Linked DNA regions of Mus musculus: all the other regions are linked to region 2. A link is a loop called in an ENCODE intact Hi-C map of the cell type or tissue named here. Cell type or tissue: left cerebral cortex. All regions are shown on one strand. Links, peaks and the distances in the headings refer to the core of each region. The heading gives the core; the rest is flanking DNA. Region 1 overlaps Snrnp200 (small nuclear ribonucleoprotein 200 (U5)). Region 2 holds the start of Ap4e1 (adaptor-related protein complex AP-4, epsilon 1). Region 3 holds the start of Trpm7 (transient receptor potential cation channel, subfamily M, member 7). Region 4 overlaps Trpm7 (transient receptor potential cation channel, subfamily M, member 7). Region 5 overlaps Hdc (histidine decarboxylase).

Evidence for each region. A loop is a pair of places that touch in the nucleus more often than their neighbours do. Peaks named below come from ENCODE experiments on the same cell type or tissue, not always from the same donor. Only the 100,000 strongest peaks of a DNase experiment are listed, where the experiment ranks them.
Region 1: a loop joins it to region 2, with 2.5 times the contacts of the local background. A loop is called at or near these places in 5 of 42 quality-filtered maps.
Region 3: it touches region 2 in a loop (2.8-fold over the local background); 2 of 42 quality-filtered maps call a loop at or near these places.
Region 4: a loop joins it to region 2, with 2.4 times the contacts of the local background. A loop is called at or near these places in 14 of 42 quality-filtered maps.
Region 5: it touches region 2 in a loop (4-fold over the local background); 26 of 42 quality-filtered maps call a loop at or near these places.

The regions. Positions count from the first base shown.
Region 1 is chr2:127,209,804-127,215,690 of GRCm38, reverse strand. Snrnp200 (small nuclear ribonucleoprotein 200 (U5)) reads right to left here. Exons shown (of 45, transcript NM_177214.5): 3 at 4,826-4,997; 4 at 3,899-4,091; 5 at 3,287-3,342; 6 at 786-884. Among named protein-coding and RNA genes, the nearest start is that of Snrnp200, 4.4 kb to the right of the region's middle. In left cerebral cortex, for the core only: no CTCF peak of the experiment used is centred there; no DNase peak of the experiment used is centred there.
Region 2 is chr2:127,005,419-127,011,284 of GRCm38, reverse strand. Ap4e1 (adaptor-related protein complex AP-4, epsilon 1) reads right to left here and starts at 2,574. Exons shown (of 21, transcript NM_175550.3): 1 at 2,385-2,574. The coding sequence starts at 2,531. In left cerebral cortex, for the core only: CTCF peaks have their summits at 2,653 and 4,482; DNase peaks (open chromatin) are centred at 2,038, 2,617 and 4,468; H3K4me3 peaks cover 1,949 bases; H3K27ac peaks cover 614 bases.
Region 3 is chr2:126,872,672-126,878,558 of GRCm38, reverse strand. Trpm7 (transient receptor potential cation channel, subfamily M, member 7) reads left to right here and starts at 2,298. Exons shown (of 39, transcript NM_021450.2): 1 at 2,298-2,585. The coding sequence starts at 2,583. In left cerebral cortex, for the core only: a CTCF peak has its summit at 3,477 (motif pointing right); DNase peaks (open chromatin) are centred at 2,294, 2,895, 3,287 and 3,472; H3K4me3 peaks cover 2,469 bases; H3K27ac peaks cover 1,963 bases.
Region 4 is chr2:126,829,273-126,835,159 of GRCm38, reverse strand. Trpm7 (transient receptor potential cation channel, subfamily M, member 7) reads left to right here. Exons shown (of 39, transcript NM_021450.2): 13 at 1,419-1,472; 14 at 3,823-3,963; 15 at 4,897-5,031; 16 at 5,870-5,887. Among named protein-coding and RNA genes, the nearest start is that of Trpm7, 44 kb to the left of the region's middle. In left cerebral cortex, for the core only: CTCF peaks have their summits at 1,748 (motif pointing left) and 3,540 (motif pointing right); no DNase peak of the experiment used is centred there.
Region 5 is chr2:126,591,444-126,597,330 of GRCm38, reverse strand. It overlaps Hdc (histidine decarboxylase), which reads left to right. Exons shown (of 12, transcript NM_008230.6): 11 at 2,393-2,494; 12 at 2,645-3,672. The coding sequence ends at 3,370. Among named protein-coding and RNA genes, the nearest start is that of Hdc, 24 kb to the left of the region's middle. In left cerebral cortex, for the core only: CTCF peaks have their summits at 889 (motif pointing left) and 3,349 (motif pointing left); a DNase peak (open chromatin) is centred at 3,345; H3K4me3 peaks cover 438 bases.

The DNA of each region.
Region 1 (5,887 bases), core at 489-5,488, 200 kb before region 2:
CACACACACACACAAAACACCACTGGCACAGGTCTGTAAATTTACCCCACTACTTAGAAAGCTGAGTTGACAAAGCTCCAAGACTTGCATGAGCTATAGCGTAAGTTTAAGTCCAGCTCAGACAACTTTGTGAGGCCCTTTCTCAAAATAAAAATGTTTTTAGTCTCTTTAAATACTGCTCTATAACTCAGTGCTAGAGCATTCACCATGCACAAGACAGTAAGTTCAACCCCAGAACAACAAACAAACAAAAATAAAATACTCAGAAGGGCAATGGTGGTGCATGCCTTAATTCCACCACCTGGGAGGCAGAGGCAGGCGGGTCTCTGAATTCAAGGCCAGCCTGGTCTACTGATCAAGTTCCAGGACAGCCAGGGTTACACAAGGAAACCCTACCTTAAAAGACAAACAAAACACTCAAATACTCTTGTCATTACAATGTTATCTATGTATCAAATTTTAAAAACAACCCAAATACCCATCAAAAGGAAGTCTGGAAGGCAGGCACAGTGGTCCATGCCATAATTCCAGCATTCAAGAGGAAGGATGAGGAAGACATCAAAAGTTTGAAGCCTGCCTGGACAACAACAAAACTCCAAACCCCAAAAGCTGAGAACGATGACACTAGCTCAGTGGTGGAGCACTGGCCTAGCATGCCTGAAGCTGGGTTCAATCCACAGTAGCCACCACCCAGAAAAACCAACCACGGCTCAGTGAGTGTCTTAGTAAGAGGAAGTCCTTCACTTAGAAGCAAGCTGGCCTACACTAAAACAAACTGTACTTACATTAGCAGAGAGGGTGCAGCGCACAACAGCTTCGTCCCCTTCCATGTCATCATCAGAAGCTTCTTCTCGGACTTCCCCATACACATCTTCATCACCTTCCTATGGAGACAATGTTACCTGTAATACAATCTCAACACAGATGTAGAACTGGCCCTGTGTCATACAGGTCCTGCTTTCTATCACTCTAAGTAAGCTCCATACTTAGAACAACGGCTTTGGGGTAAAGCCAATAGTGTATCAACCATATTCCAGGAATATCAATGGAATGACCATTTGGAATGGGTTTATTAGATGTATCTATCCTCTTTTCTGCTTCTCACCTTAGCTGCAAATATCAAACACTGGGATCATATGCTCCTTCTGAAACACAGATAATATCAAACTAAGACTACTGGCTAATGGAGGAGCTATGAAGACGAATACACAGGAAAGTAGATTGTGAGCCAGAAATGTAGACATCATGCTTAGTTTGCATAATCTCAACTGTGGACTGTGGACTTAAACATCATGTTCAATAATTAACATCTGTTAAATAAATTGCTACGAGCAAGGAAATCTGTATCAGGTTGTTCCTAATTAAAACTACAAATTAACAGCTGGGCAGTGATGGCACATGCCTTTAATTCCAGCACTCAGGAGGCAGAGGCAGGTGGAACTCAGTAAGTTTGAGGCCAGCCCTGATCTAATGAGCTAGTCCAGGACTGCCAAGGCTACACAAAAGAAAACCCTGTCTGGAAAAAAAAAGAAAGAAAAAAAGAAAGGAAGGAAAGAAAGGAAGAGAAAAGAAAAACTCTACCAATTAACTATTCTGTAGGAAGTAGCATTTTGTTTTACTAAAACAGAAACCGAGGCAAAATGACCTGCCTAAGATACAGGCTCAAACTCAAGATTCCTTGGCTCTCAGTTCAGTGCTCACCCTGACTCCAGTAACATCTTATCTTCCAGGACATTTCAGGACTGGTACTTTCTTTTTCAGAACACAAACTCACTCACTGAAAACTCTAAAGTAACCAACTTTAAAAATGACAGGCTGGAGAGATGGCTCAGCTGTTAAAAGAACTGACGGCTCCTTTGAAGGTCCCGAGTTCAAATCCCAGCAACCACACAGTGGCTCACAACCATCCATAATGAGATCTGATGCCCTCTTCTGGTGTGTCTGAAGACAGCTACAGTGTACTTATTTACAATAATAAATAAATCTTTGAGCAGGAGAGAGCAAAGGTCCTAAATTCAATTCCCAGCAACCACACAAAGGCTCACAACCATCTGTACAGCTACAGTGTTCTCATACATAAAATAAATAAATCTGAAAAAAAAATGACTTAAGAGACATGTAGAGAATTTCACTATGTAGCCTAGCTGGCCTCAACCTCTTGACTGTTGGGAATGTAGGCACTGTGTTACCATTCCTGGTTCAACTTTCCTTTTTCAATTGTCCCACTATTCATATTTAGTTATAATCTAGAAGTGGCAAGCTTTAACCCCAGGAGCTGCTACAACAGCTAAATAGCCAAGTACAATTACATCCATACTCTTAGGTGAATATGCATTCTTAAACTAGCAATTAGCCCACAACTCGAAAGCCGTGAATTACTATACTATGGTTAAAACACTCCAGCAGGACACAACGTCACTGAAGATGTGCTTTATCTTTTTTCTTTATTGATTAAATGGGTTCTGACAATTTCATGCACGCACACAATGCATACCAAGCTCTCTCTCTCTTTTTTTTTAAAGATTTATTTATTTATTATATTTAAGTACACTGTAGCTGTCTTCAGACACTCCAGAAGAGGGCATCACATTTAGTTACAGATGGTTGTGAGCCACCATGTGGTTGCTGGGATTTGAACTCTGGACCTTCGGAAGAGCAGTCGGCGCTCTTAACCACAGAGCCATCTCGCCAGCCCCCATACCAAGCTCTCTTACTGCAGCTCCCCACACCTCACGGAGCCTCCTCTTCCCTACACATCTGTTTCTCACACTCATGCCTCCTTGTGTTATTTGTGACCCACTGAATTTAACCATCAGAGACCAGAAGGCTTAGAAGTGGTTACAGGACTGAAGATAATGACCCCCTTTCCATAATCTATCAATAACCAATAGTTAGGTAGCAGGGAGAAGACTCCTCCCCAATCTCTGACTGGGTGTTGACAGGGCCAGTCTTGGACAGGCCCACAGTAAGTAAGTGCAGCTGCTTGAGTTCATGATTGCAATAACTGCACTGTGCCCACAGGATGGCATTTCTCAGTCCTCCTTCCTACTTTCATTGGTCTATCTGGTTTATTATAAACTGTCAGTGTACACCTACTAGTTTAGATTAGCTTCTAAAAGAACCTAACGTGAACCACAATAACTTCTTAAGCAGAATGACACAAAATTTGTAAGTATACCACAAAACACTGTAAAACGCATTTAGCTAGGAATTTCAGTTTATGAGAAGAGCTCCCACTACCTTGGTAACATCACACAACAGAAGGGATCCATTTAAAGCCACTCACCTCCTCATCAGACTCAAACTGCACGTTCACACCATAAGTCTCATCAATGTTGTCATCTGAGGAGATGTGGGATTACAAAGAGAGGGCAGTGGTTAGTGTGGAGACACTCAAGCCCATTTCCTCAGCTGCCTGGCTTGCTTACTCTCAGGCCAGAACACACAGACTTAACCAACACGAAAACAAGCACCAAGGCCTCTCAAGCCTGCCAACCTGGATTCTACCCTGCTCTGCTTCTTCAGCTCCTAAGCCCTCCCTGCTCTCTCTCACTGTCTACACAATAGGTCTCAATTTAAAAATGGCTGCCAGGGTGGCAGAGATAGTTCAGCTACTAAAGGATAAGGCTCACAACCAAACATCAAGAGATAACTCTCCACTTTATTCTTCTTAGGTGGGTTTTGCTTAGGAACCCTGCAGCTGGAACTTGCTATGCAAACCAGGCTGACTTGTTGGGATAAGCCTGTGCCAAAAGGCCTGCAGATCACCATTCTCTTTAAGCAACACAACATAAGCTATGGAAACAATGCTATTCTAAAATTTTAACAAAGATGCTGAGTATTCAACAGAAAGGCCAACAACCACAAAACATGGTCTGGACACAAAGAGCTCAGGTACCCATATTCTGTATCTCCTTGTCGCCACCGTAGTCTGTGATCTTCTTGCCCAGGTTTACCAGCACATGGTATCTGGTATCATCTGTCTGACCCAGCAGCAGGTCAATCTCCCGTCTTCTCTCCTTGTCTCGAAGCTTTTCATTCTTCAGCACAGCCAGGACTTCATCAGCTGCTCCACAAAGAATATCTCGAGGCTGAGAATACAAACAACGTACAACAATAATATGTAGAAGGGCACTGACCAGCTTTGTGACAATATAAAGTAAAGAAGCATGCATCTTCAAAACTACACAAGCTGGAGATGTGGCTCACAAGTTAGGACTGCGTTGCTTTTGCTCTTGGGTTCAATTCACAGCACCCACATGATGGCTCAAAAGAAAAATCACAACTCAAATTCCAGGAGATCTGAAACCTCTTTTGCTAAGGGTACTGGGGCTATATGGTGTATATACATACAAAGCAAACAAGAAAATATGCAGCATCCTGGGCTTTGAACACTCGTTAACAGGACACAGTGGCACAAGTCTGCAATCCTAGCACATGGGAAGCAGCAACAAAACCAAAGTTCAAGGTCATGCTTAAATACATAGTGAGTATGATGTCAGCTTGAGCTGCAGGAGACCTCATCTCACACCAACAAACAAAAGCAACCTTCAAGCCTAGAGGGAGCTGTTGAGGACTTAACACAGTGTTGCCTCATGTGCTTAAAACTAGTGAGCTCCTGGAGACAGCCCGAGCGCTTGGGCGTGGGGGCATAGGTGGTCTTCAGAAGCAGAAGACAACTTGCACAACAGCTTGCCACATGTCTCTAGGTGAAAGAGGCACTCAGCAGCCTGCCTCTGACCTGGAACATGTTCACTACTTCTCTGCTCGAATGGTACTGCCCTCCCCATCCTACTGGGAAAATCCAGAGGTAAGACTGGCTCACCTGATCTCCCAGCGCAGCCTGGATGAAGCTGAGCAGCACCTCGTAGGTCTCTCGGGTCTCCTTCGTCTTAGGCTTGTAGATGATGCCCACCATCTCATCAATGCCCTCAGACAGCAGCGTGTAGCCTTTCATCTTGTTCATGTCATGCCGGTCCTCATCACGTTTTCTCCTCCTAAAGGACATACAACATGATGCTGAATGGAAGAACTGGCCATTCCTAAGCCAAGCTTACCCTTTCTATACGTCTAATATGTGAAGGCAGGAACATGAATCAAAATGATTAACTCCTACCAGACCTTAGTGATTTGAAGAAGCACTTCTTTATGGGACAGATTTATAGAAAGAAAATGTGCCATCTTCTGATATGCTGTTACAATGAGATACAGTCTCCATTATCTTAAAATGTACATCTTTTTATATCCATATGAGATTTTATAATATGATTTAGACTTTTTTTTTAACCTTAGATGCATCCATCACTTTTTAGGAGTGAGAGAAACTAGGCTCCAGTGGAATTTACTCTTAATGACTCCCAATAAACAACTAGAAAAGACGTCAGACTCTGAAAACTGAAGGACCAAGGAACAATAATTAAGCTCTTCTAAAACATAAGCACTCAAATCAAACAGGGCCTGGGGATTGTTAAGACTCCATAGTAAGAGAGAGGAGAGGGCTGGAGAGATGGCCCAGCGGTTAAGAGCACTAACTGTTCTTCCAGAGGTCCTGAGCTCAACTCTTAGCAAACACGTGGTAGCTCACAACCATCTGTAATGGGATTCGATGACCTCTTCTGAGGTGCCTTCTTCATGTCTGAAGGCAGCTACAGTCTGAAGATGAGCTATAGTGTACTCATATACATAAAATAAATATTTTTTAAAAGGGGAGAGAGAGAGGGACGGAGGGGAAAGAAAACACAATTTTCCGGGAGGTGGTGGCACAGGACTTTTAATTCCAATCCCAGTGCTCAGGAAACAGAGGCTGGTGGATCTCTGAGTTTAAGGCCAGCCTGGTCTACAGAGCAAGATACTCTGTTCTGAAGAAAGAAAAGAAGAGAAAAGAAAA
Region 2 (5,866 bases), core at 1-5,000:
AACATAAATAACAACCAAAAAGGAAAAGATTCAAAATCGGGGTAGTGAGATGATGCCTCGGTGGATGGAGGCTCACCCTACCAAGCCTGATGACCACATGATCCCACCACACAGCCCTCACTAGCAGGTCTTTAGCCACTTAACTTCAGGGACTCGGTGTGTGATTTAAAGATCACATCGTATTAGCCAGTGGTTGGCCAGGCCCTAAATGTGATGGGGATGGTACACGTATAAATACGTGTAGGTTTTAACAACTCAGAACAGCTAGGCATGGTGGTATGCATCGTTAGTCCCAGCAGTCAGTCTGAAGGCAAAGGCAGGTGGATTTCTGTGAGTTCAAGGCCAGCCAGGTCTGTACAGGAAGCCCCAAGACAACCACGGCTACATGGTAAGACCTTGACTCAAAAAACAAAAACAAAGAGTCTAAGTGAAAAGAGAGTAAAAAAAAAAGTGTGGATCTGGGAAGATGAAGTTACATCTTCCCAGAAGCAAAAAGTGTTGATGGGATAAAATAAAAAGTGTTCATGGAACGCAGAAGACAGACAGACAGACAGACAGACAGACAGACAGACAGACAGACAGACACAGTCTTCCTGACCTCTACTCTTCCTCATCCTCCTCAGCCCATCTTCCCTCTCGCTGTCTACTGCACACACCAGTGTGGTCAACTCTGATGCTTGCCTGTGCTGGACCTCAGGAAGCACTTAGGGCCTGGCCAACCACTAACTAATACAATGTTATGTTCAAATCACACACTGAGTCGCTGACGTTAAGTGGCTAATTCCGAACTGCTGGTGGGGGCTGCAGAGATGCCACAGGTGAGAATACACAGAGCTCTTGCAAAGGACAGAATTTGGTTCCTCACACCCACTCTGGTGGCTCACAATTGCCTAAAAGTCTAGCTCCAAGGGATCACACACACTCTCCTGGACTCTGAGAGCATCTGCACTCATGTACACATGCCATAAACACACACACACACACAACTTTGAAACAAATCTAAAAACAAAACAAAACTTAGAAGTAATACATCTGGCAGTAATACCACATCTGGCTGTCTGTGCAGTTTCAAACTAAGCCAAAAAAACTATATTCTCTAAATTTTTCAGAGCGGTGGCAGAGGCAGATGGCTCAATGTGTAAAAAGCACAAAGCCGGGTGTGGTGAGGTGGACCTGTGATCCCTGCACTCCTATGGTGAGACAGAACACTCGAAGCTCCCTAGCCAGCCTGCCTGAATATACAACACAGAAACAAGCGTCAAGAGAGATCTCACCTACTAGGTGGAAGGTAAGGACTAAGACCCAAAGCTGTTCTCGGAAGCCTATACATGTGCCGTGGGTCCGTGCATCCTCACATACCAGCACATACACATTCTCTCAGTACATACATGTACACACAAAATACTTACTTGCCCTCTCATACAAATTAGCAACAGAAAAGCACGAAGAGATGTTAAGTACACGAATAATGATTAAGGGATGTTCAGCAAGCCCTGCCACACACCAGCTTCCAGTGAGAACACAAGCCCGTTTTAAACCTTTAAAGGCATCTTGTTTCTCTTCTCCATGCTGCAGGCATTTACACTGCACTGTAGTTACTTATTTATGTTAAGTCTAAAATGGACAGAAAATAGACAGAAAAGTGTTTTGCTATTTTCATTACTTAACATATAGTTGTGCTTGATAAATACTTGCTGAAGAAAGTATGACACAATATTATGTTTTTAAGACAAACACTCCTTGAGGCTTTGAGTCAGTACCATACAAAGTACGTGGGAACTTAATAACTTCTATAGTAACTACTAGTTTTCAAAGCGCGTCTTTGCCCAACCCGTTGGTCTAGACTAAACCTCAAGCTCTGCAAAGATTAACAGCCCTGTCAGGGGTGGGAATGAGGGTTGTCTGTCCGAGTACGTGATGCTTCCAAATAGAAAAATTAAAACTCAAGAGGGAGCCGGGCAGTGGTGGCACAAGCCTTTAATCCCAGCACTTGGAAGGCAGAGGCAGGCGGATTTCTGAGTTCGAGGCCAGCCTGGTCTACAGAGTGAGTTCCAGGACAGCCCGGGCTACACAGAGAAATCCTGTCTCGAAAAATCAAAACAAAACAAAAATCTCAACAGGGAGGAGAAACTTGGTAGGAGCCTATAGCTCAGGCTTTAGGTCATACTGGCTTTTTTCACTCGATTGACAGCTCATGTAATCCTCAAAGCACCCCATGAGAAAACACACGGAGGGTCTTCGGGCCTCCAAATCAGAAAGCCGGCCTCCTGAGGTCGGTCGGTACAGGCAACTTGAGGCGGACGCCCGGCTGCGTCCATCCAGCGGACCGATGTCTCCGGCCCCGCCGCCCCACCCCATCCCGCCCAGCCAACCCCGCCGCATACGTGCTTGGATGAGAGTGCAGTGACGCCACGGATGAGGCCGCCCAGCCTGGAGAAGAAGGGTGCTCTGGAGGCCGCAGGTCCTCCCAGCTGGTTCTGCAGGAAGAGCCCCGGCAGTGCGGTCAGCGTCCTCTCCACCATGTCGCTCATCGCTGCCTCCCTACGAGGCTACTTCGCGCTGACTCTCCCGGCCTCCGTAGTCACTTCCGGCGTTTTGAATAAGAAATCTTTATTCGCGCCGGAGCAGGACGAGCAGGATGAAGTTCCGGGAAACACCGCCTGGGGGCGCACGAGTCTAGGAGGAGAGAGGAGTTCTCTGGAGACATGAAGTTCATGATCATTCTATTAGCGGTGAAATGTGTGTGCATGATCTTGTATTTTCTCGAACTTCCCAAGGTTAATGAATTCGTGCCATTCCCCTGTCCCAGCCTCCAAGTGCTGGGATTACAAACCTGACCTACCATCTTTATAGTGTTCTTAACACCTGTAGGAGCTCTTATCTCTGAAACTTTGTCTGTGATAAGTGAAATTTTTTTCTTAAATCTTGAAGTTGTTCTTGTACCTACACCTCAACAAAAGAAAAAGTTTGCCTGACAGAATAGTTATGCAAAGATAAAGTTTAGGGCTGGTGAGATGGCTCAGTGGGTAAGAGCACTGTCTGCTCTTCCAAAGGTCCTGAGTTCAAATTCCAGCAACCACACGGTGGCTCACAACCATCCATAATGAGATCTGACGCCCTCTTCTGTTGCGTGTCTGAAGACAGCAACAGGGTACTTATTTATAATAATAAATAAATCTTTTTTTAAAAAAGTTTAATTTATTGAAAAATCTCAATATTTAAATTATTTAAAACAGATTTTCTTTAGAATTTAATATTTTATGCCTACGTAAAGTTTTGTTTACTGTGTGTGTGTGTATGTGTGTGTGTGTTTTTTTAACTTTAGGCCCTTTCACTAGTTTAAATTAGAAAACTTACTTTCCAGCCATGTAGTGGTTGTTGCCTGAAATCCCAGCCCTTGAGACTGGAAGGAGGAGCAAGAAAATTCAAGGGCATCACCGGCTCCATATCAAGTTCAAAACAAACCTGAGTTATATGAAACCCTGTCTTAACTTTCCCCATCCCCCAATTTTTTTCTTCCACCTAAAAAATATGCTGGGGAAAGCTGATACATTTCTGACTCGGGTGAAAGGAACGCGGCTACACTGCCAAAAAGTAAAGTGAAACTTTCCTTCCCCTGGCCTGGGTGATGTTCACTATCCCCCTTAGTCCGTCTTATCCAATAGAGCTTTTTCAAATTGTGCTGTGGTGCCAGTAAAACAGGGTCATTGTTTGGACCAAAGTTTAAAGGAAGAAAAATTACACATTTGAAACAGAGACATGGTAGGCTATATAAAAAGCAAAACTCTGTTGTTCCTGCTTTTCAAGCAGCACTAAAACTTCTTTTTTTTATTTATTTTTTTTTCTATTTTTTATTAGGTATTTAGCTCATTTACATTTCCAATGCTATACCAAAAGTCCCCCATATCCACCCACCCCCGCACTAAAACTTCTTACACAGCTTTCATTAGCATACTGAATTGGCTAGAAAATTATGCAACAGCTTAAAAGGCTCAAAAATGCCAAACCTGTAGGTCGTGGCCATAGAACAGCTTTAGAAACCACAAGGAGGTGGTCAGTGACCTGAGAGGGAGCCAATAGGCAAGGTGATTCCTTGGTACTGCGGAAGCGGGGTCTAGACAGCTTAAAAGAATTCAATTTAGAGCTGTATGAGGTGGCATACACTTTAATCCCAGCACTCAAAAGGCAGAAGCAGGTGGATCTCTGAGTTCTAAGCCAGCCAGGGCTATACAGAGAAACGCTGTCTCCAAACGTCAAAAGCCAAAAATAAATAAATAAATAATTCGGCCTAGGACTTCAGCCAGGCATAGTGGCACAAACAGGCCTTTAATCACAGTGCTGGGAGGCAGAAGCAGGTGGATCTCTGTGAGTTCGAGGGCATCTAGGTCTACATAGTCAGTTAAGAGCCGCCCAAGGCTGTCTGGAGATTTTGTCCCAAAACAAAACAAAAACCACTACAAAAAGTTCCATTGTTATACACAAGTGGGCGCCAGCGGAACGGCCATTGGCCCTAACTCAGACTTCCCAGCTCTTGGCTCTATAACTCATGTACATTGAATTTCAGGTCCAGGTTCTTTAACAACAAAGAAAAAAAAACCAAAACAACAACAACAAAACAGAAATCTCAAAGTCCCTTTTGTTTTACTTTTCTTTCTTGAGAGGAGGAAATTTACTTGGAGGAATATCAGCTTGCTCTGAAATCTGAAAGTGTATTGGGGAGAGCCAAATTGGGCTCTCCAGGGGAGAGGCAGCGGCTGCAGCCAAAAGAAATGGCTTTTAGGCATTAGATGGCTCAGAGTTAGGAGCAGGTGCAGCTGTGGCAGAGGACCGGGGTTCAATTCTCAGCAAAGGCAACTCACACCACCTGTAACTTCAGTTTTAGGGGATTCAACAACCTCTTCTGTCTCTGAAGACATCTGCACACCTGGGGTGAACATGCATACACATAGGCACACACATAAAAACATAAAAATAAAATAAATAAATCGTGTACAGAGAAGAAAGGGAGAGCTGAAAGAAGTGGTTCCATTTGCCTGCCCCAGGGTGAGACACGCTGTTCATCTCCTCTCCCGCTGTGAGCAAGTCACACGTCACACAGAACTTTGCCTGTATTTTGTTTTCTCTGCTTTGACTCCTAACCTGGAGGCTGTGTCCACAGTGTTCCCCACTCCCCCGTGCAACCCGAATCAGCCTGGCATTCGCTGGAAGAGTTCTGTGTTCACTGGATAAATCCCTCTACAGCAGATTCTTTGTGGTGAAAATCTCTATTTAGCTATAAGTCTTCCGTGTCTCAGCTTATATTGTCTAAGTAGTTTAAACCACGGTCTGTGAGACGAAACGATGTTCTGTTCCACGCTGCGTATTTAGACAGTCCAGTTGAACTACCTGTAAAGAGATTTAATCTACAATTGTTTTTGCTTTTCCCCAAGCAGCTTAAGAAAGAAACAGAATTAAAAAAAAAAAAAAAAAAAAAGAAGAAACAAAACAACAACCAAAAAACCTAGGGCACTCTATGCTCTTTGAGCATCTTCCTATGCGCACCCATCTTAGCAGCTCAGCGCCCAGGATGTCTTTGTAAGGACTTTTCCTAACCATCTACAAGATCCAGGATGAGGAAAAGAAAAAAGCTCCATTTAGAATGCCCAGTGCGGAGTGGGACAGAAAGAGGCCAGGGCTCAGCCGGGAATCAAGCTAAGCTAACAGGAGTAAAGTAACCCTGGAAGTTCTGTTCCACCGGAGGGGATCTGGAGGCTGTGCTGACTAACGAGAATCAGGGCTTTAAAAACTGCTTGGCCTCGGGCTGGGGAGATGACTCCGTGGGTTAAAGGCACTCCCCAGAACCCACATGGTGGAAGGGGAGGACTCC
Region 3 (5,887 bases), core at 461-5,460, 130 kb after region 2:
TTATGCACTAAACCATTTTGGCAACTTCTGAAAAGTTTCCTGAATGACACTGCTTTATTTTTACTTTTTAATTATTATCTTTATTTTATGTGTATGGGTGTTGTGATGGCTATTCTTGGTTGTCAACTTGACTATATCTGAAATGAACCACAATCCAGAAGTGGAGGACACACCTGTGAGAGATTCTCTCCCTGGTTTGAAGAGGGTGAATCCACTTCCAGTCTGGACCTTTGATGTAGGAAAGCATTTGGTCATTTTGTTTGTTTGCTTGTTTTTTTTTTTTTTTTTTTACTTTTCAGGACAGGGTTTCTCTGTGTAGCTCTGGCTGTCCTGTAACTTGCTCTGTAGACTTTAAACTCATAGATCACCTGCCTCTGCCTCCCAAGTGCTGGGATTAAAGGCGTTCCCCACAACTGCTTGGCTCTTTTCTCTTTTTAAGATTTATTTATTTATTTTATGTATATGAGTACACTGTAGCTGTACATATGATTGTGAGCCATCATGTGGTTGCTGGGAATTGAACTCAAGACCTCTGGAAGAGCACAGTGCTCTTAACCTCTGAGCCCCATCTCTTTAACCCATAGCTTTTCCTTTTTAACCAGAATTATAAAGTTAACAAGAAATAAAGTACTTTCATTTTGTTATATTTTGATTTTCTTTTTTGTCCTGTCTTCTAGATTATAAAGATAGTCAAGTCACAAAATGTATAAACCCAGTTGAAATTTCAAAGATAAATAGTTATTGAATGATCACATGTTAATCAAGATCCCTGGAATATTCATCAGATACTGTTACAACATGTATATTAAGACATTTTTTTATTTTTATTTTTTGAGACATAGTCTATGTGGTTTTGGCTGGCCTGGAACTTGCTATGTTGACCAGATTGGCCTTGAACTCACAGAGATCAGCATGCCTCAACCTCCCAAGTGCTAGGATTAAAGACATGTACCACCATGGCCAGCACTTGAAGCACTTAAAAACACTGCTCCTCCTAGGCCTACAAGGTGGGGAATGCCTGAAGATGATTTATAAGCACCACAAAACTTGTAAGAGAAAGAGTGAGTGGCTGGATTAGTTTGTTGAAGAGGCTTGGCTCAGTGAACTGTGGGTCATATTGCTTGGGAGATAATAACTATGCAGCATGGAAGAAGCTAAACCAAACCAAGGTACGTGCACATTGTAGGAAACTTCAGCTAGTCCATCCACAGTCCATCTATAGACACAGAGCAGGCTAGTGCAGTTGGCTCGCCCTATACCTAGGTTCTAGGTTGACTCAACCAACCAAAGAAGGAAAATAATTGGAAATAAAATTATACTGAACATTTTATTAATCTAAAGAAATACACATTTGTATTTTGTTAGGTTTTGCATCTATTGATTTAATGTATACTTAAAGATGTATATCTAAGGCAGGAGGATTACAGTAAATTTGAGATTAGCCAGAGTTAAAAGAGGAAAGATAGAGGCAGAACAGCCCTTCAGGCAGAGGAGCCTTTAAAATTGTAAGAAAAAATGTCTCTAGGTCTCTGTAGGGAATTGGTTCCAAGACTCTCCATACCCATAATATACATACAGAAAGATGATGTGCCAAAAGCAGGTTTGGTTTTGTGTTTTTAAGATGGTGTCATTCTAATCCTCGATAGCCTGGAATTTACTGCAGTCCTCTTGCCTTAGCCTTCGGAGTGCTGGGATTACAGGCATGTGCCACTACTCCTGATCTAAAAAAAAACAAAAAACAAAAAACTTTCAGGATGGCAAAAGCCGGCAATCCCAGCAGTGTGGGGTTAAAGGCAGAATCCATAGTTCAAGGTCATTTTAGGCCAGGCGCCTGGGCTACAAAGGAACTCAAATAACACTAAATGTCTGAAATTCCAGTTCTGGAGGATCTAGCACGGTCTTCTGAGGACACTGCACACATATGGTACACAGACATACATGAGGCAAAACACACATACACCTAAAATAAGTCACTAATAATAGCAGTGTTGATAAAAAAAAAAAAACGGATTGCACCCTTGATGGGAAAGGATAACGTGCGGGAAGAGATCGCTAATAACCAACGTAGACAGATGCGATAGCAAAAGAAACAGACAAGCGTGCGCGGCCGGGAGCTAAGTTTTGGCGAAGCCGGGGAATCTGGTCATTAAAGCGGAACAAGTTCTCGTGGACAGAGGCAGGGGAAGCCGAAGCCAGCAACACCAGGGAAAGCAGCAGCTCGGCGTTTCCCGGCCGGCGGAGCTTAGGGGCAGGCCGCAGTAAGCGCGCCCTTCACGTGACACGCCCTCCGCGCGACGCACTCGACGGCCCCGTCACGTGGCTGCCGCGGCCCCGTCTCCGGCGGAGGCGGGCGCGGGCGCGTCCCTGTGGCCAGTCACCCGGCGGAGCTGGTCGCACAATTATGAAAGACTCGACTTCTGCTGCTAGCGCTGGAGCTGAGTTAGTTCTGAGAAGGTTTCCCGGGGCTGTCCTTGTTCGGTGGCCCGTGCCACCGCCTCCGGAGACGCTTTCCGATAGATGGCTGCAGGCCGCGGAGGTGGAGGAGGAGCCGCTGCCCTTCCGGAGTCCGCCCCGTGAGGAGAATGGTACGGAGCCGGGCCTGGCGCGGGCGGGCCTCGCGGGAGCCTGGGCGGCGCTCCGGGGAGCTCCGTGACCCTCCGGGCGCCACCGCTCGCAGCGGAGCCGTCACGGAAAGGGAGGGAGGGCTGGGGTGGTGTGGCAAGGAGAAGGGCGCGGGTTCCGAGCTGTGACTTGGTGGCTGTGCCGCAGACGCTCTACAGGTACATTTTCTACTATTATTTTGTTTAATAGAACGGGAGCGATTTTGACGGTGTAGACTGCGATGTGGTTCGGGGTTTTGTTTAGCAGGCGACAGGGAAGGGACAATTCCTGGGAGGCTGAGACCGTGCGTTGCCAGGTCTGCGTCGAACTACCTCATCTGTTGTCCCAGACAGTTTGAAGCCAATGTGCAGACTGGAGGGAGTCGGTGTGTTGCAGCGTTGGCTAGAGCTTTTGTTGTTAAGGCCAGGAACCGGATTTGGAGAGTTCTTACAAAGAAAGCCATTTAGATCTAGGATCTGAGCAGGAAAGGCATTCCTGCTCAGTAGTTTAACTTGATAGGCTTTATGCAAACTGGTGTTTCTTTGCCGAAGTCAGACAGGTTTAGTTTTCTGCCTTTTCTTTATTTTTGAGACAAGGTCTCGCTTGTGACCCTGGCTGGCTTGGAACTCACTGTGTAGACAGACCAGGTTGGCCTTAAACTCAGAGATCCGCTTACCTCTACCTCCCAAGATTAAAGACGTGCGCCACCATGTCGGGCTAGGGCTAGGTTTAGAAGTGTCTTACTTATAAAGTACATGTGAATAAATACTGCATTTCTCACTTTCGTTTGTAAAGTTATTGAAGACTACTTTTTTTTTTAAAGATTTATTTATTTATTATATGTAAGTACACTGCAGCTAGCTGTTTTAAGACACTCCAGAAGAGGGAGTCAGATCTTGTTAGGGATGGTTGTGAGCCACCATGTGGTTGCTGGGATTTGAACTCGGGACTTTCAGAAAAAAACAGTCAGTGCTCTTAACCGCCGAGCCATCTCTCCAGCCGCTGAAGACTCCTTTTATTTGAGACTGGATTACACACAGCCTAGGCTGGCCTCAAATCCTGAGTCTATCATTGAGTTCCTTATCCTCTTGCGTCCATCTCCTGAGCTCTGGAATCACAGGTGTCTGTCGCCTGGCTTTTCCTAGTTTCTGAAAGGAAAGTTAAAGTGCCTCTGTCTCCGCTAAATCATTTCATTTAAATACTTGTGGCTTTGATTTAAGGGACTCTACTGGAGGGTGAGTTGAATCCAAGTGCCTTGAAAGCCGTTAAGCACAGAGTATTCAGTGATATATCTAGTTTTTCATTTTAGATGGTAAACAGCATACATTTGAACATACTGGTTACATATTTTTTAAAACGTTTTCATTAACAGATGAAAGATCCCCCCCCCCCAAAAAAAAACAATAGCTTTAGTTTTGTAAGTAATTCACCGTATATGGCACATAGTATTGTTTGGACATGCATAAACTTGTTGATTCTGTAAGGAGAACAGTCTAACTTTAGAATTAAGAGTGTTAATTTTATTTTTTTTCCCTGCTTAATTCCTGATAAATAGTGAGTTGAGTGGTTTACATTACACTATGCATCTGAGTTATAGTAACACCTTAGGATAGCTTAAAATGTGTTTCTTAAATTTGTTTGTGTTTTGCTTTTCTTCCCTCTTTCTTCATCCTCCTTCCTCATCGTCTTTTTTTTTTTCTTTTTTTCAAGACAAGGCTAGCTTCTAACTCAGAGATCCGCCTCCTGAGTGCTGGAATTAAAGGCTTGCACCACCATGCCTGGCTAAAACGTGGACTCATTATTCAATAATTCAATTCAGTTTCCTCACCTTTTAGGTCAGTCTGTCCAAAAATTCATTTAGGAATAATGGGTCTATACTGTATAATTCTTACTGTAAGTTGTTATTTTTGTGAGTCTATTACAGGCCAGGGAGATAGTTCCTTGGGTAAAGGTGGAAAAGAAAGTGATTAAGATGTCAAAAATCAAAGGATTATGCCAGGCATGGTAGTTCACACTTTTAATCCCAGCACCAGAGGCAAGCAGATCTCTGAGTTTAGTCCTGCCTTGAAAAAGCAAAATAAATAGGTAACTTTTGTGGACTAGTATTTCTAGTGTTGTTTATAACCAGCTGTAAAATGAAACCATGTTGTAATTGGTCATTACCTAAAATGTGCAGGTATAATGGTTGAAGGCATTACTTAAAATATAAACTGAAAAAAATGCTTATTACTGGGCACATAGCTCACTGGCTGATTGATTGCGTACCTAGTATGTGTTATGCTTTGGTTCAGTTTTTAATATTGGGGATGGGTGAGTAAAAGTTTTGAAGTGGTCTATCCAAGTAAGAACTTGCAAAACTGAAGTTAGAATGTTCTAGTCAGAGGTATTGTGACAAACTACCTTTTATATTTTTGTCCAGTATTTGAACACTAGATTATATACTTTCACCTTTAAAAAAAAAGATTGACCAGTGGATTTGTTTCGCCTTAATTGTAAAATTTTTCTTAATTCATTCACACAATACTTAAATGATTTTTCTATTGATAATGATAGAATCTTGCTTTCTTTTTAGGAACTTTCAACATTGAGTATGCTGCACATGTGTTTTGTTTTCTCTTTTAAAAGTGTTTTAAGTTTGATATCTGAAAGTAAACTTCAGAGTAGTTAAGATTAGGTTAGAATATAAACATCATGAGGATTTGAACTCCCCATTTATGTGAGTATATCAACATTTAGATGAATATCACTTTTTAAAAAATTTATTAGTGCAGGTGCCTGCAAAGGCTGAGCTAGAGTCCCCTGAAATTGGAGTTATAGGCAGTTGTGAACTGTCTGGTTGGGAATCAATTTTTGATCTTCTGGAAGGACAGTGTGTGTTCTTTACTGCTGAGCCATCCCTCCAGTACCAGGGGTTACTTGTTTTTTAAATGGGATATCACTGAATAAATATGTAGCCTGGAACTTGCTGTGTAGATCAGACTGGCTTCGAACTCACAGATACTCATCTGCCTCCTGATTGCTGGTACTAAAAGGGTGCAGAACCACACCTGGCTCAGTGTCAGCTTTAAATGGTATTTTGCAATTATTAAACTAGTTCTAATGGCTCATGTATACAAGTGAATTGGAGAACGGAACCTTTCTGTTTATTTTCAAAAGATAAAAAGATAATCTAATTTGAAGTAGATTAGTATTCTGGTTTGGTTCAGTTTGGATTTAGAAGATGGTTCTCCATCTATACGTCATGATTTTGGGTAGTATGCTCAGTTCTCTGAGGATTTAGATTTTT
Region 4 (5,887 bases), core at 596-5,595, 180 kb after region 2:
GAGCACAGTATCGCTCTCTTCAGACACACTAGAAGAAGGCATCGGATCCCATTACAGATGGTTGTGAGCCACCATGTGGTTGTTGGGAATTGAACTCAAGACATCTGGTAGAGCAGTCAGTGCTCTTAACCACCAAGATATCTCTCCAGTCCTTTCTTCTTGTTTCTTAAATCCAGTATTGTTGACCTTCTGGTATTTCTTTTGGTGTGCTGTTTTTTCATTTTTCTTGTAAAGATTTAATATTTTTATTTCATATTTCATGTCAGTACTACTGAGGAGGGTAAACATTTCATGGTTTTCTTTGGATCCAGTGTAAATTTAATTGAGCTCTGCTGTGAAGAATACTAAACAACGCCAAGGTTTATAATTTCTTTAAAAACTATATATTAATCAATTTTTACTGCATTTTTATTCCTGGTGTCTTTTTATTTCTACTTGGTCATTTCTGATTGACTTTACTACCACTGTTTTTTGTTTGTTCTTCGAGACAGGGTTTCTCTGTGTAGCCCTGGCTTTCCTAGAACTCACTCTGTAGACCAGGCTGACCCTGAACTCAGAAATCTGCCTGCCTCTGCCTCCCGAGTGCTGGGATTAAAGGAGTGTGCCACCATTGCCAGCTCTACCACTGTTAAGCATTTTAATTTTCTTATCTATATCTTTTAAATCTCTTTCCTTGATCAAATGTTTTTAGAATAACATACTTTAATGTCTTTCTGAAGTTTAGAAACCTTTGTGTCTGTACCATATTGCTTGAGTGAGGTAGATAATTTGATTATTTTAAAATTCTGAGACAGAGTCTCACTATATAGACATGGCTTGCCTACAACTCTCAGTGTAGATCAAGCCTGCCTAGAACTCAAAAGTTGAGTTGGGCTGCTTCTGCCTCTATAGAGTGCTGGGATTAACGGCACGTGTCACTATGCTGGATGAATGGTAGCCACATTTATACCCCACCTGTTTTCCTCACTCCATCTTTTTATTCAGTACCTCAACCTCAGAAACTGTTATGTTCTCAGTATATTTTCTCCTATTTTCTAAACACACAAGCTTTTTAGAAAAACACTGATTACTTGATTATGCTGGCCTGCCTTTTTTTAATCTAGCCTTCATTTATTGAAATTTTATTCTGTGATGATACTGCTATTTTGGTTTTATTTGTTAATACTATCTAGTATAATCATCCTGATCCTTATATGTGTCCTGTCTCATGTTAACTAATGTAAAAATTAAAAGGATTGCTTACTGTTGATATGAAGTTTTATCTCTGAAATAGAAATCAAATATAAAACAATAAAAACAAAACTTGATCCTTTTAGCGGAGAAGTTCAAGAGGTTCTTTTTAAGTCCCATAATTAACAAAAAGGGAGGTTGTTTATTTTAGACTAAATTTAATAGTTTCCTCATGTTTTTCCCTAAAGAAACAAGGTCCAACCAATCCAATGTTGTTCCATCTCATTCGGGATGTCAAGCAGGTAAGAGACTGTCTTTTTATAGTAAAACCTTATCTTTTAGTCTTTTTGTACATTATTTTTGCTTCCAAAGCACCTAAGTGCATTTTAAAAGTGTCCTTAGAAACAATAGCTTTTTGTACAAGGTAAAATAAGAATTATTTTTGTCACAAGAGCTTTGGGGCTGGAGAGATGGCTCAGGTGAAAGACAGAACCCAGATTCTATTCCCAGCACCCACTGAGAGCTAATAACAGTCTGTTACTCTAGTTTCCCAGGATCTGGTGCCCTCTTCTGGCTTCTGGGTACCAAGCACATGTGTGGTCCACAGACACACATGCACATGAAATAACCATACACATAAATTAAGCAAAAGCTTATGGTTAAAGAAAAAAACAGCTTATGAAATTAATACCAATTTCCTGAGCCTCTAGTCATAGCAGATAGAACATGATACATTTTGTGATATTAACTGGTCCAGAAAGGAATATCAGTGATTGAATATGTCTTCTTTCTCTTATCAGAAATATTTTCCTAGACAATTGTCTAACTGTAAAGGAGAGTGAGTGAGTGATGCATGAAAGCATTGCTCTTCAGTGCTGAAGAAAGGCTGAAATGTGCTGCCCTTCCTTAGCAATAGTCACAGTGGCGTCTGCAGTACCTGAATAGATAAATGAAGCATGACACCTCTTTTCTCCTCTTGGTGTACTGTGAATTGCTTATTTTAACCATTTCTTAACCAATTTTAGAGTCTTTTAAATTACTGCTGTCAAATACAACTTTTTTTCTTTTTGTTTGTGAGATCCACCTGCCTGATTCCCAAGTCCCAAGCACAACCACACCAGGCAGTAATTCAAATATTTGAAGATTTCTAAAACCAAAATACTTTGTCTTGTTTTATTTTGATTTGAGACAAGGTCTTACTCTCTACCTCTGGCTGTCCTGGAAATCATACAGCTCTGCCTGCTTCTGCCTCCTGAGTGCTGGGGCTAAAGGCTATGCCACTTTGTCTGGCTTAAAGTACTTTCAAAAATTTATTTTGTAAAAACTTTTATGTATTACTGTGAGTATACTATTAATAAGCTTATCCCTACCCTTTTTTTGAGACAGTGTTTCTTTACGTAGACCTTGCTATCCTGGATCTCACTATGTAGACTAGGATGGCTTTGAAATCTCAGAAATATGTCTGCTTTTCCCTTATGATTGCTAGGATTCTAGGGGTATGCCACTGCCACCTGGCAATAAACCAAGCCTAATAAACTTTACATTTTTGTGGCTTTTGATTTTTTTATTTTTTATTTTTGTAATACAGAACAAACTTAAGAAGTGGGTAGCTTATGATTTAGAGAGTTGAGAGTTATGAACTTAAACATTTAAAACCAACATTTAGGAAAATGATATTGATGTGAAGGCAGAATTAGTTATTAATAAGTAGCATTCGGCCAGGAAGTGGTAGCTCATGCCTTTAATCCCATCACTTGGGAGGCAGAGGCAGGCGGATTTCTGAGTTCGAGGCCAGCCTGGTCTACAAAGTGAGTTCCAGGACAGCCAGGGATATACAGAGAAACCCTGTCTCGGGGAAATAAGGGGGGAGGGGGGATTAAATAAATAAATAGCATTCAACTGGTAGATTTTAATATTTAATGAAAAATTTTAAATTCTGTAGTGTGTACACTACATTTCATAAATGACTTATATTCTAAAAGTTCGCTTTATGTTAATTTATCCTACAAAAATAAAATTGCAAGTGATAGTTAAATCCTGGACAAGGATATAAAAATTTGTGCAATATGTAGTATAGCTATGAGAATGTCTGTTTAAAAAGAGAATGTCTGTTTAAAAAGTGAATGTTTCTGGGCTAGTCTAGAAACATAATACATCTTTGTAGAAAATGCAGTTTGTGAGATAATATATTTAGCTTTAATAGTTTATAGCCTCTGTGTGTGGAATCTTGGAAGATAATAATCATATCTAAGACCTCAAAAAATGTCATCTCCTCATGAATCTTCTCTCTCTCTCTCTTTTTTAAAAAAATTCATATATATGAGCACACTAGCTATCTTCAGACGCACCAGAAGAGGGCATCTGATCCCATTACAGGTGGTTGTGAGCTACTATGTGGTTGATGGGATTTGAACTCAGGACTTCCAGAAGAGCAGTCAGCCTCTTAACCACTGAGCCATCTCTCCAGCTCCCTTCTTATCTCATATACGGAGAGAGAAACAATCATTCATTCCTTTTGTAAAGATAACTGTTGGCAACACAACTTTCTATAGCAAATAAATTCTTCCTAATTTGGCAGATTATGTCTATTTCTAGGCATGGCAAAGTAATAATGAGTAATATTATTCTGTCTGTGTATTATTTTGTTTCCAGGGTAATCTCCCCCCGGGGTACAAGATCACTTTAATTGATATAGGACTTGTGATTGAGTATCTCATGGGAGGAACCTACAGATGCACATACACACGAAAACGTTTTCGATTGATATATAATAGTCTTGGTGGAAATAACCGGGTATGTATAATTTTGGTGGTTAAATGTTAAGAATCAGTTACAGGAGCTGAGTTTGATGGGGCATCCTTATAATCTCTATATTTGAGAGGCAGGCGGTGGTGCAGGAGAATGGCTGAGTTTGAGGCCAGCCGGGTTTACATAGTGAGTTACAGGTTAGCCAGAACTGCTGGTAAAACCCTGTTTCAAACCAAAATAAAATTAAGGGTATAGAAGTATTTCCAAGGTAGAATGATTCCCTAGTTTGTGTTGGTCAGTCTTTAAATTAGATGCCCAGCATCAACTGGTCTTCAGAGTGAGTTCCAGGACAGCCAAGGCTACACAGAGAGACCCTGTCTCAAAAAAAAAAAAAAAAAACCAAAACAAAAAAAAAACCCAGAAACAAGATAAAACAAAAAGAATAGTGACAGTGATATTGTCTTCAAATGTGAGATTTTAGGAGGACCTCTGAGTTCAATGCTAGCCTGGTCCACAAGCCTTCTAGACCAGTGAGGGCTACATAAACTCACTCACGCTCACACACCCCTACCTAATCTTTAAAGTAATTAAAAGCATTTTGAATTGTAGCATGTACGTACATGTAATTCCAGTTCCTTTGGTGGCTCAGCTAGGTCAGTATCTTGAGAATGTCAGTTTAATTACAACCAGGCTTGGCAACATAGAGATCCATCACAGATAGAAGGAAAAACCACAGCTAGAGACTAGATAGGTGCAGTCATCATGATACATATGTAATCATTGGCCTTGGTGGCAGAAGCAAGTTCAAGGCCAGCTTGGGCTACAAGTAAGATGATACTTCAAAAGAAAAAGAAAAAAATAGTAGTCATTTTTACACATTGACAAATATTTACAAAGATTTATGAATTACCCTGAAATTTTTTTATAACATTTCAGCATATTTTAACTTTAAAAAAAATAATAAGCTCTCATTTTCAGAGGTCAGGTCGAAATACCTCCAGCAGCACCCCTCAGTTGCGAAAGAGTCATGAAACTTTTGGCAATAGAGCTGATAAAAAGGAAAAAATGAGACACAATCATTTCATTAAAACAGCCCAACCCTACAGACCAAAGGTACGTTTTTATTTTGTTTTTTTTTAAAAAAAAAAGGTTTATTTTGCTTATTAAAGATGGAAATATTATCTTTTCTAAAAGTTTTATTTTGATTTTTTACTAATTAGTATTACTATGTGAAAACTTTGATTTAGTGAGAATTGATCATTTGTTTGTTTGTTTGTTTATTTGTTTGTTTGTTTTATAAGACAGGATTTCTTGGTGAAGCCCTGGGTGTCCTAGAACTCTATAGATTAAGCTGGCCAAGTGCTCAAAAGATTTGCCTGCTCCCCCCCTTACCCCACCCCCCAAAAAAAAGAATTCTGCCACCACACCTGGCTTGAGAATTATCATTTAGTTTGGGATATTTTTATATCTTTAATGCTTCATTTTTCCATAAAGAAAGATAATCATAAATTAATGATTCTATCAATGTTGTCCAGTTATAGCCATGATAATAACCAGATTCAAAATTTTTTGACTAGTTTTATTCTGTATAAAAAACAAAAGTATTATCTAAACTTTAAATTTGCATTTTATCAGATACTAGTTCACATATTATGGCTATAACTCAAATTTTTGTTGAAAAGGCATTTTATAAAATGAGTAAATTATAATAAAAAGTAATGTTTTTGAAATTTACTTTATCCTGCATTTTAAAGTTAATAGAGGATATTTTTATTAAGAAATTTATTAATTAATTGTCATAAGGCCTTGTTATTACTGTTACCACTGGTGTAAGATGCTGGAGGTGAGATCCCAGCCTCTTCACGTACTAAGCACCCTGTGCTGGGCAGTCAGTGTCTCCAGCCCTCATATGGCCCTACTGTGAGTCTTACAGTATTTGTTTCCTTTGAAGATGGATGCATCTATGGAA
Region 5 (5,887 bases), core at 519-5,518, 410 kb after region 2:
TCTGTCTCATACACAGCTTGCCTCATGGGAGGGAAGAGAATAGGGCAGGAGGAGAATGTCTTATTAACTGGGAGACCTACTTTCTGCCGCCCAAGCCTTGGGAGAATCACCCTCCCTTGGATTTTAAAAAGTGAGGATGCTGACAAAGGTGGGCTCTGAGGGGACATTGTGGGGCATGTGAGTGAGACATGGAGAATTTTGACAGGGCAGGTGGTGAAAACAGGCCCAGAGGAAAGGAGTTATAGGGGAGAATCATAACCAGGTTAGAAATGGGGCATGGGCATATAAAGGCCAGGAGAACAGTTAGTATGCTTTTCCCGGACAAGGCCTGGACTTGCACATGAAGAACTTCTTAGGGATCAAGTGGGGACGTAGCTCCATTGGTACACTGTTTACTCCCCATGCACAAAGCCACTGTTTGACCCCCTAGTATTGCTTAACCTTCTCCTGGCAGCGCTTGCAGGTAGTTCCACAGTGGGGGGTGGAGGCAGAAGGATCAATGGTACCAGGTCGTCCTTGGCTACATTGTAACTTTGAGCCAGTCTAGGATCCATGAGAGAGAGCCTTTCTCAAAGAAAAGAAAAAGTTCATGAGGCGGTGGTAAGAGTTTGAAATTGACTGGAGAGAGAGAGAGAGTGGAGCAGATAGAGGAGCAGATAGAGGTTGGTTCAAATGGCACCGCCTCTTCATGGTCAAGGAAGACACCTGAAGCTCTGTCTTCTTTTAAAACGAAATATCAAGTGGGAGTTCCAGCCCATAAAAAAAAAATCACTTAGTGGGGCAGGAGAGATGACTCAGCAGTTAAGAGCACTGACTGCTCTTCCAGAGGTCCTGAGTTCAATTCCCAGCAACCACATGGTGGCTCACCACCATCTGTAATGGGATCTGATGCCCTCTTCTGGCATGTAGGTGTACATGCAGTCAGAGCACTCACATACATTAAATAAATCTTTAAAAATTAATTCACTTAGCAGAGAGTGTATGTGAGTCTCAGACTGGAATCTCTAGCCCTATCATGTGCTGTGTCTGTCACTTACTCCCCCCTCCCCACGCCCCCAGGTCTCATTTGTTGTTCTTGCTAGTCTGGAGCTCAAGGCTCCCCTCTCGAGTGCTGGCATTAAAGACTTAAATATCATCATTCCTGGCAACCTTGAACTTCCTCTGATCCTCCTACTGAAACCTCCCCATGTCTAACTTTATTCAGTTGTTGATTGAAGTCAGCATTTTGTGCAAGGTAGGCTAGTGGATTGCCAGTTGAGCCACAGCCCTGTCCTATATTCAAGCATTCTATGTAAATGTAAAACTCAAGAGAACCACAGGAAAATTTAAAAGTTCATAAAAACTTTATAAAAGATCAATATGCTATGAAATCTTTATTTTTTAAAAGATTTATTTATTTATTTTATGTATATGAGTACACTGTAGCTGTCTTAGACACACCAGAAGAAGGAACCAGATTCAATTACAAATGGTTGTGAGCCACCATGTGGTTGCTGGGAATTGAACTCAGGACCTCTGGAAGAGCAGTTGGTGCTCTTAACTGTCAGATGGTGGTTGCTGAGCCATCACTCCAGTTTTTTTTTTTTTTTTTTTTTTGGTTTTTCGAGACAGGGTTTCTCTGTGTAGCCCTGACTGTCCTGGAACTCACTCTGTAGACCAGGCTGGCCTCGAACTCAGAAATCCGCCTGCCTCTGCCTCCCAAGTGCTAGGATTAAAGGCGTGCGCCACCACCGCCCAGCTGATATTTTCTTTATTTCAGTCTGAAATCTTTAATTTTTCCATGATAAATATACAGGCCATATTTTAAAAACCTGTGTTTTAGTGTACAATGTAATGTGACATTGCCTATATTGAATAAGTGAGTATTGCTCTTCCCAGAACATTTCACCATTCCAAGGAGAAACCCTGAACCTATTAACCGTGGCGCAGGTGGTAGTGCTACCTAGAATACAGGCTCCCCGTGAGCCACGGAGTGCGATGAGCTCCATGAGGTGAGGCAGTTATGGCTCCGGCTGCACAGCCTCCTCTGCTTCCCTGTGGGCGCTGAGTTGGGCCCTTGCTGGCTCCCTTTGCCGATGCGGAAGCTGAGGAGTCAGAACAGGAGACTGAGTGCTGAGTTATAAAGCACTCGTCTTTTGAGTTCTGGAGCTAAGTTGAAAGAGGATTTTGAGACACAAGGTCTCTGGGTGGGTGTGAGGTGACAGAGACGAGACAGAAGTAGAGGTTTGTCAGCTTGAATATGAGCGAGATCAAATAGGGAAGACAGGCAGGCAGAAGGCACACAGGTCTCAGAATTTGTCCGTGTCTCTGGTCTAAAGTTGTTGAACAGTATCAAAGATGCAATTTGGTTTTGGCCTGTTAACCACAGTGTTCTTTATGTTTACAATTCCAGGGCACAGAAATGGCTAAATACTTTGAATCTCTGGTCAGAAGCGACCCTTCCTTCGAAATTCCTGCTAAGAGGCACCTTGGTTTGGTGGTTTTCCGTCTGAAGGTACTGTGCTCTTGCATGGCTCCCGGAGAAGGATGCTTCTACTCCAGAGTTGAGGGGGTACTGAGTCTTTCAGACCAGTAAATGCTGGGCTTCATGGAGCCCTTACAAGCAGTGTAATGTAGGATCCAATTATTTTTGTTCTTCTTATAGGGTCCTAATTGTCTCACAGAAAGTGTGTTAAAGGAAATAGCCAAAGCTGGCCAGCTCTTTCTCATCCCGGCTACTATCCAAGACAAGCTGATCATCCGTTTCACTGTGACATCCCAGTTTACCACCAAGGAGGACATCCTGAGAGATTGGCACCTCATCCAAGAGGCTGCTAACCTTGTCCTGAGCCAGCACTGCACTTCCCAGCCGAGCCCTCGGGCCAAGAACGTCATCCCGCCACCGCCAGGGACCAGAGGGCTATCCCTGGAGTCAGTCAGCGAGGGAGGAGATGACCCAGCACAGGCCCGGAAGATCATCAAGCAGCCAGGAGCCAGTCTGGCGAGAAGGGAAGGCGGCTCTGATCTGGAAACGATGCCGGATCCCTTTGATGATTGCTTCTCGGAAGAGGCCCCCAACACCACCAAGCACAAGCTGTCGTCCTTTCTGTTCAGTTACTTGTCCGTCCAGAACAGGAGGAAGACAACGCGGTCCCTCAGCTGCAACAGTGTGCCTATGAGTGCCCAGAAGTCACTCCCCGCAGACGCTTCACTGAAGAATGGGGGCTCCTTCCGGGCCAGAATCTTTTCCGGGTTCCCAGAACAAATGATGATGATGAAGAAAGGTGCCTTCAAAAAGCTGATCAAGTTCTACAGCGTCCCCAGCTTTCCTGAATGCAGTTCTCAGTGTGCTCGCCAGCTACCGTGCTGCCCCCTGGAGGCCATGGTGTAGAGTCCTCAATCAGAATGCAAGAGTGCCTGTGCTTCAGGGAGTTGGGGAACCCCTCGAAATTGCGTGCAGTTTGTGTGCTTATTATGTGTGTGTGCATCTTGAGGGAAGCAAGCCCATTATTTTGATCATAACCTCACAGGGTCTTCGTGATCCACAACAGATTGTAACTGGGAAGTTTAAGCGGGCATGCTCCAGAGGTTGCAGGCGCTTGTGTGATAGAAGGGGCTGAGACGGTGGCGTGCTGTTGAGCTTGTAATGTGAAAAACAACTTAGAAATAAATTGTGCTTATATCTAAAATAAAGCATAGTCTGTGTTAATTGACAGCCAAAACACAAAACATTGATGACAAAGCAGGTACTGTGTCAGAGGTGCAATCCTGTGTCCCGTCTTGCTTTTCAGAAGGCTGAAGATTAAACACAAACAAACAAACAAACAAACAAACAAACATGACACTGTAGCTGTCTTCAGACACACCAGAAGAGGGCATCTGATCCCAATTACAAATGGTTGTGAGCCACCATGTGGTTGCTGGGAATTGAACTCAGGACCTCTGGAAGAGTGGTTAGTGCACTTAATTGCTGAGCCATCTCTCCAGCCCCTGGAAATTTTAATTCCAAGAAAGTAGAATTGAAGGATCCCTTGGTAGCAAGCAAGGAAAGCAGCTTGCTGTTTGAGACAGGGGCTTACTATAGCCCAGGCTGGCCTGGAACTCACTCTGTAGACCAGGCTGGCCTCAGACTCCCAAGTGCTGGAATTAAAGGCATGGGCCTCCAAGCAGACACCAGCAGTCTGTATTGTTAAAGTATCAATTCTCAAGTAACTCTGTGGCTTCCACTGTGCTCATGGAAAGCTTTATGAGGGAGGCAGAAGTGCTGTCATTTATAAACTGCCTACTCAGGCATCTTAAAAAAACAAAACAGCAACAAGGCTCAGTGATTCCAGTGTGGGGCTGGATACACACTTTCAATGTAGAAGACAAGAGTTTAATTCCCAGTACCCATGTCAGGAGGTCTACAACCGCTTATAACCCAAGCTCCAGGGGACCAAATGCCCCTGGCTTCCTCTGACACATGAACTTACATACTCAGAAACAGACACAGACAGACAGATAATTAAAAATGAAATAAATCTTAAAAGAAGACTGACTCCTGACTTCCTTTCCCAGAAATACTGGGCTGGTTGTTATGGGGGTGGCCTTGGGCTTTTGGGGGGGGGTGTTAGGTACTCCAGGTGATGCTAATATACAGCAATTTGGAAGACCACTGAAAACTCACTAGATTCTAAAAGGGTTAACATGCCCCCAGGTGATTTCAAGGCACAGGCAATTGCGCTATGCTGAGCCAGCCCTTCTCAGATTTGAGCCTGTGTATGACCCAGTGGGAGGGCTTATGAAAACTCACATTGCTGAGCCCACCCCACGGCGTTTGAATCTGGGTCTGGTGGGGGGGTGGGGGTGGGTCAGGGCTTTATGTTAAGAAGCTCCCAGGTGGGCCGGGCGGGGGTGGCGCACGCCTTTAATCCCAGCACTCGGGAGGCAGAGGCAGGCGGATTTCTGAGTTCGAGGCCAGCCTGGTCTACAGAGTGAGTTCCAGGACAGCCAGGGCTACACAGAGAAACCCTGTCTGGAAAACAAAAAAACAAAAAAACAAAAAATAAAAAAAAACCAAACCAAATCAACCAACCAACCAACCAAAACAAAAACAAAAGATGCTCCCAGGTGATGCTGCTGCTGCCTGTCCAAAACCACCGGTCTGTGGTGTTCTGTCCAGTTCTCTCAGTGGCTGCTAAGTAAAGTCAGTGAGCTGTGTAATTTCCCTCCTCAGCTTCCCATCCCTCCTTTTCCTCCCCTCCTTCAGGTGCCCCCTCCACCTCCTCTCTCCCCCAGGTCCACTAGGTTTGAAGAGGCAGCCCAGTAGGAGGAAAGGGTCCCGAGGGCAGTGAAAGTCAGAGGCAGCCCCTTGCTCCTGTTGTTGAGAGTCCCAGAAGAACACCGAGTTACACACGATAGCATACCTGCAGAGGATCTAGCTCAGACCCATGTAGGCTCTGTGATTATTGATTCAGGTTCTGTGAGCCCCGTCATGTTCTCCGTGATGTCCTCTGCCTCTCTGGCTCCTACAGTCCTCCCTATCTTCCAAGGGCTCCCTGGCTCTGCCTAGTGTTTGGCTGTGGGTCTCTGCATCTGCTCCAGTCAGCTGCCAAGGAAGCCTCTCCGATGATGGCTGGGCTAGGAGAGCCGTGTGCCTTTTTAACAGAGAAGTTTGACAAGGTACTTGAAGGGGTTGCTTTCAGTTTTTCTGTAGCGAACTACACATGCATATATCTGAGAGAAAAACATAAAAACAAGGTATGTCTTGATGCTGGGCTTTTCTTGGGTCTGTACTTTGAGGCCCTTACATGTAAGAGCTGAGCCTCAGAGTGAGCGAACCCAGTTTGGAGGATGCGAATTATGCTGAGTCAGCACAAATATGACCGGACCACAGAACCATCAGTAGGAATCAGAATCTGGATTTCTA